2 separate regions of the Homo sapiens genome follow, and region 1 is linked to region 2. A link is a loop called in an ENCODE intact Hi-C map of the cell type or tissue named here. Cell type or tissue: dorsolateral prefrontal cortex. All regions are shown on one strand. Links, peaks and the distances in the headings refer to the core of each region. The heading gives the core; the rest is flanking DNA. Region 1 has its middle 24 kb from the start of LINC01396. Region 2 holds the start of LOC101928279 (a long non-coding RNA gene).

Evidence for each region. A loop is a pair of places that touch in the nucleus more often than their neighbours do. Peaks named below come from ENCODE experiments on the same cell type or tissue, not always from the same donor. Only the 100,000 strongest peaks of a DNase experiment are listed, where the experiment ranks them.
Region 1: a loop joins it to region 2, with 6 times the contacts of the local background. A loop is called at or near these places in 2 of 110 quality-filtered maps.

Annotation. Positions count from the first base shown.
Region 1 is chr4:4,818,750-4,821,658 of GRCh38, forward strand. No RefSeq gene overlaps it. Among named protein-coding and RNA genes, the nearest start is that of LINC01396, 24 kb to the right of the region's middle. In dorsolateral prefrontal cortex, for the core only: no CTCF peak of the experiment used is centred there; a DNase peak (open chromatin) is centred at 1,732; H3K4me3 peaks cover 305 bases; H3K27ac peaks cover 1,055 bases.
Region 2 is chr4:4,760,561-4,763,469 of GRCh38, forward strand. It overlaps LOC124900165, which reads left to right. Exons shown (of 6, transcript XM_047416490.1): 6 at 1-2,909. LOC101928279 (a long non-coding RNA gene) reads left to right here and starts at 1,200. Exons shown (of 3, transcript NR_125892.1): 1 at 1,200-1,507. RefSeq lists enhancers at 1,956-2,909, 2,410-2,909, 2,581-2,890. In dorsolateral prefrontal cortex, for the core only: a CTCF peak has its summit at 1,158 (motif pointing right); DNase peaks (open chromatin) are centred at 776, 1,093 and 1,261; H3K27ac peaks cover 385 bases.

The DNA.
Region 1 (2,909 bases), core at 184-2,683, 58 kb after region 2:
CCCGGTGGCTGAGGAAGACTCGGACATGGAGCCAGGATGCCTTTCCCCTCAAAGTGTTGGCTCTGTTTTGTCGGGAGTCAGGAAGTCTGTGTCCTGTGGCACCTAATTTAGGAGTGCAGAGGAGCCCCATGCATTAGAGAAGGGGGAGCATGAAAGGAAAAGACAACGCACCAGTGAATCACTCCTTGACAAATGTGACTGTTTACCACACCCTTGGATGAGAGGCATTCGTTTTTCACGACAGCCCTGGCAGGAGAAACTAGTCAGATAGGCCAGCCTCATTTTCCTCTTCTGTAGAATGGGTACATGTGCTGAGAGAGTTGCAGGAGTTGGATACATAAAATGCACAGCCTGGGATGCAGAGCCCTGCATGGGGTAAACAGCTGATGAATGGATAAAGGAGCGAATGAACATGTCGCTGCCATTGCCACTGCCATAGACTGTCATCCCATTTTGCAACAAACAAGCAGGGGCCCAGAGAGGGAATGTGAGTCCTTCAGACTACACACTCAGGACCTCTGACCCAGACCCTGGGTCCTTTCCTCATCAACATGGTGCCGCCCAAGCACGAAGCATGTTTAGTTTTGGCAGATACTTTTTCCCCATACAGATCCTGCCCTGCGAGAAAAGGTATGGGGATTTTCAACTCCATTTAACAGATGAGCAAACTAAGCAGCTAGGCAACTTGACCAAGGTCACTCTCTTGGTGAGTGCCAGAGCCAGGGCTACAACCCAGCAACCCGTTAGAATGACGCCCAAAACTGAAGCCAAGGACTGACAGAGGGACCCAGACCCTTGGCTGGGAGGCCCAGGGAACAACTTGGCACTATAGAGCTGCTAGAATCTGGGACCTAATCTCTCCCCAAGAAGCCTGATTTTTTAAAAAGGTCTATTTGCTAAGAAGACAAAGTACAAACCCATTAGCAGCTCTTGAAGTTTTGTTTTTGTGGTTGTTCCTGTCATTCTTTTTTCTCGCTGCCAAAAAATCATCAGGTTAATTTTTTTAAAACACATGGAAAGATCTAGGACACACCCGTCCCCTCCTGCCATTCCTGTGAATTTGGGGATTAATACATGGGGTTGCTTAGATACCTTGGAGCAAGTAACCCCAGCACAAGGTAGTGGAAAGAACTCTGGAGTTTTCACAGAAAGCCTTCGTTGGATTCAAATCCTGACTCCATTGTTTATTAGCTGTGTGACCCTGGGTGTGTCACTCAACCTCTCTGCTTTCTTTCCCTACATCTGCCCATGGGTACAAGACCTCCCTTCCTCTCGGAACTGATGTGTTATTGAAGCAGTGATGCCCAAGAAAGGGCTTTGCAAATGAGAGAATGTGATGTAAATGGCATCTCCTCTGTTCATGATCAGGCACTGTTATTCCACTTGCTTTAGCCACAGGTTGAGTGAAGGAAAGAAAATTGCACATGATCATGTTCTGAGATATTGTTCTTTCCTTACAAAAAAAAGAAATCAATGACTACAAAAAAACTGGCCTCATAAACATTGGTTTTCACCATAGGAAGCTCAACAAATAAATATCTTCACAGTTTGCTCGGCTGTCGGCAGGCTTGAGCTGACTTCTTAAATGACATGAAATAGGCGGCTCGAGTTCCCCAATGTTTATGTCAGCACTAACAAACTGTCCCTTCATTACAGGCCTGCCGGAGATCAGAGGCCCAGATTATTGAAGGAGACGCCTATGAGATGCCCAAGCGGTTGCTGTGACAACTCTGCTGGAGGGCGGGAGGCGGCGAGGGCGGGCAGCTGACTGTTGGCTGTGGACAGGCTCCAGGCGTGCCAGGCCAGAGTGGGGATAATTCCACCCCAGGTTGCTTAGCTGAGGGTTCTCTGCGCATTAAGCACCTTAACTCGCTGTCCTGCTGCACCCCAGCCACAGAGGCCTTGGTGAAGGTGAAATCTTAGAGAATAGCTGGGAAGCCAAAAGGCCAAGCAGTTTGATGACTATTTCCTTAAAGCTGATGAAAAAGCAACGTGGATAATATTTCCTAACAATAATGGCCAGCAGTTAGTGTTCACTGCCAGGCCCCTGCCCAGTACCAAGAGCTCAGGTTTTACATCAGCATGACGTGACCTATGTGGAATCCCTGGCTAGCTCTGTGACCTTGAGCAAAGTCACTCAACCTCTCTGAATCTCAGGCACTAGTGTTGACCATGGACACAATAACACCTTCCACCTCGTAGGTTTGCTATGCAGCCCTGGGGCACTCCTGTGCAAAGCCCCATGCAGAGCTCAAGCATGGGGTCTCTGGGACCACACTATCAGGGTTCAAACTCCAGCTCTGTCACTCTCTGGCTATATGACCTTGGGCCAGTCACCTAATCTCTTGAGCCTGGTTTTCTCATCTGCAAAATAGAGATACCAGCACCTGATACGATTTGGCTCTGTGTCCCTACCCCAATCTCATGTGGAATTGTAATCCTCAATGTTGGAGGAAGGGCCCGGTGGGAGGTGACTGAATCATAGGGGCAGACTTCCCCCTTGCTGTTCTTGTCATAATAAGTGAGTTCTCATGAGATCTGCCTGTTTAAGTGTGTAGCACTTCCCACTTTTCTCTCTCTCTCCTGCTCCACCATGTGAAGATGCACCTGTGTCCTCTTCACCTTCCATCATGATTGTAAGTTTCCTGAGGCTTCCCCAGCCATGCTTCCTGCACAGCATGTAGAGTTGTGAGTCAATTAAACCTCTTTTCTTCATAAATTACCCAGACTCAGGTAGTTCCTTATAGCAATATGAGAATGGACTGATACAGAAAATTGGTGCTGGGATTGTATAAAGATACCTGAAAATGTGGAAACAGCTTTGAAACTGGGTAATGGGCAGAGGTTGGAACAGTGTGGAGGGCTCAGAAGAAGAAGGAAGGTGAGGGAAAGTTTGGAACTTCCTAGAG
Region 2 (2,909 bases), core at 164-2,663:
AAAGAAGCCAGGTAACCCACAGATCCCAGTACCCACAGATCCCGGAAACAGCCCCTCCAAACCACGGAGCGGAGTGAAGGAGGCAGTGTCCAGATCGCAGAGGGCTTTCATGCCCACTTTCTCCCAACGGCCTTACAAATGACCCTGGCAAGGCATGCATTCACCCAGGTCAGAGCTCAATAAATACTTGTGGTGTGAGTAAATGAGCCCCAGGTTATAACTGGGGAAATTGAGGCCAGGAGAAACCAGGTAAAGTCATAAAGAAGAGCCAGAACCCCACGACCAGTCATCTGATGCTCCCTCCACCCCATCACCCCTCAAGGGCCTCTGCAGGCAGCAGTTTAATCTGAAGCAAATCCTAAAATAGTCCTCAAGAAGATGAGCACATCCCAGCTCTAATTCGCCCTCCAAGTGCCTCGAAAGATCTTTTCTAACAAAAACACAGAAATGATTTTTACAATCCAACCAACCATCAGCTCCATGAACCTTGAGAGAGACGGGAAGGCAGCCGCAACCTCTGCGAACTGAAATGTATTGTCAGAAGGATGTAATTACAAGTATTTATGTACACTGATTCTGAACCAGAGAATCCCGGGATGGCTCTGGGGCCAAAAAAAAAAAAAAAAAAAAAGAGAGAGAAAGAGGGAGAGAGAAAAAAAAGGCTTAAAAACTCCTGACAATGAGCAATTCTTCATGGAACAAAACTATTACAATAGCCAGCCTTTGATCTTGCCCGTCTCCTGTTGCCAATTGTATTTTGTCACCATTGGACTGTCACCCGCGAGGGAGCACTTTTGAATTAAGCAGTCTACAGCAATTTAGTCTGCACTGGCTTTGAAGTGCCAACATCAGTCAGGCCAGGACTAACTTTTTTCATTAAAAATTTTTCAGCTTCTCTAAGGGAGCTTTTTGCCTTTTTTTTTTTTTTTTTTAAGCCTGCCGGGACATTTAGATAAGTTGAGCCTCCAACCCGTGGCCCCAAGACATCAAAAGGCGCGGGGTCCAGTAATGCTGGAGGCAGCCATCACTAAGCCCTAATGGAGTGCTTCATTAAGATCGCTTCAAAGGCCCCCGTTTACAGACTCGGAGATTGACTAATTTACACATTGTGGGAAAATTGCTACCAGCTCTGCCCACACCCCAGCAGGGGGAGAGACGCCCTCTTTCTTTGAAAGGCAAGAACTGCAAAAGGCCCCTCTAATTGCAGACTGGCCTTTACAAGGGAAAAACCCAGGCCCTGCCCTAAATTTTGCATTCGGCTGCCTTAGCACTCTGCGTCCTCGCACCGACCCTGGGGTCCTGTTTGTCCGGAGACAGCGTGGCACCAACCCAGCTGTGTGTGCTTTGGAGCTGGATACTCCTAAACACGTTTGGGTTTGAACTCCAGCTCTGATCCTGCCAGCGAGGAGCCTTAGAGCAAGTGACTTAACCTTCTGGGCCTCAGTTTCCCTCATCTGAAAATGGGCGTGATCAAGTCACCTCCCAGGGATATTTTCGAGGATGAGAGGTAAGGACGGCAGGAGAAGCTCAATGTGCTGGCTACTTTTACCTTAGCGTAAACATATAAGAGAGCGAAAAGGCATCCCTGAAACTGAAGCCATGTTTTCACAAGCTGTCTTCACGGCTTATTGATTATTTGAGATGTTTGCACACAGACTGGGGCATGAGGTCCATAGATAGGTGCGGGTCAGGCCCGTGGCTGTTTTGAGAACTGTGTTATGTGGCCTCAATGGCAGCACGTAACAGCATCAATTCATCTATTAATAGTTTTCCTTTGTCGTAAAAGCAAGTTGGGAAGGGCGTGATGAGGCGAGCTCTCTGGGATGCTGTCATGTGGATTCACCCACGGGTCTGAAACCAGGGCTGGCTATGGAAGGTTGGTCACCAGAGGCCCTGTGGGAAAAGCACCAAGCTCAGGGTGCAGTCACCCTTCCAGTCTGGCTCTGTCCCCAACGTCCTGAGCAACACCAACCATGCCGCCTGTCCTCTCTGGTCAGCAGGGTTCTCCTGGGACTGAAAGGGCAAGGCCTAGGTATGCCCAAAGCCTCCTCCCCAGCCTGATGACTCGGGGTCTTCACCCCGCTTGAGGCCTCAGCATCTCTGGGACCTTGTGAGAGATGCATGTTCATAGGCTGCCCGGCCCTCCTGAATGGGAATCTGCATTTGGAATGATCCCTGGTGATTCGGGCACACAGTAAAGTGGAGGAGCTCTGCCCCAATGCTTCTTTGGCCCAGGAAAACACAGTGATGCTTGTTTCCTCAGGGGATCCAGCCCGGTGACTTTGGCCTGGGAAGTCATGATTTTTGGGACTAACAGCCTGGCAGGCCCCTTGCCTACCACCCAACTGGGACTCATTGTGTTTACATCAGTGTCATGCAGCTTTACTCTCTAGGGTCATGTGGGGTCCCAAGTGAGGTAAAGGAAACTGCTGCGTCATTCATCGAGCACCTACTGTGTTCAGGCATCCTGCTGGGTGCAGCGCACCTGGTAAGTAACTGAGATTGTGAGTCATTTGGTCTTTTGGTTGAGTCATTGAGGAAGAGATTGAGTGACTGGCCCAGGGTCACACAGTCAGTGAGTGGCCTCCTTCCAAGCACCCCCTGCACCACCCCCTGCACCAGGCTGCACAGAGGAATCCCAGGGTGCCCATTTCTGGAGGTGCCCCCCCGAAGAGGCTGGTTAGATGGGGACCCAAGGGGAGGCCTGAACTGCCACGTCCTCCGGTATTGTCCCCTTCCCCTCTACTTTCTATTTGCCCATCTTCCTAATTAGAGGGAAAAAATCTACACTCACTTCCTCTATTCAACCTTTCACTTAAAAAAAAAAAATGCAACTCCCACCCCCCTGGTTCCCAGCCTCGAAGGGAAGCCACCCTGGCCAGGGGCAAGCATCGCAGCAAACCACTTAG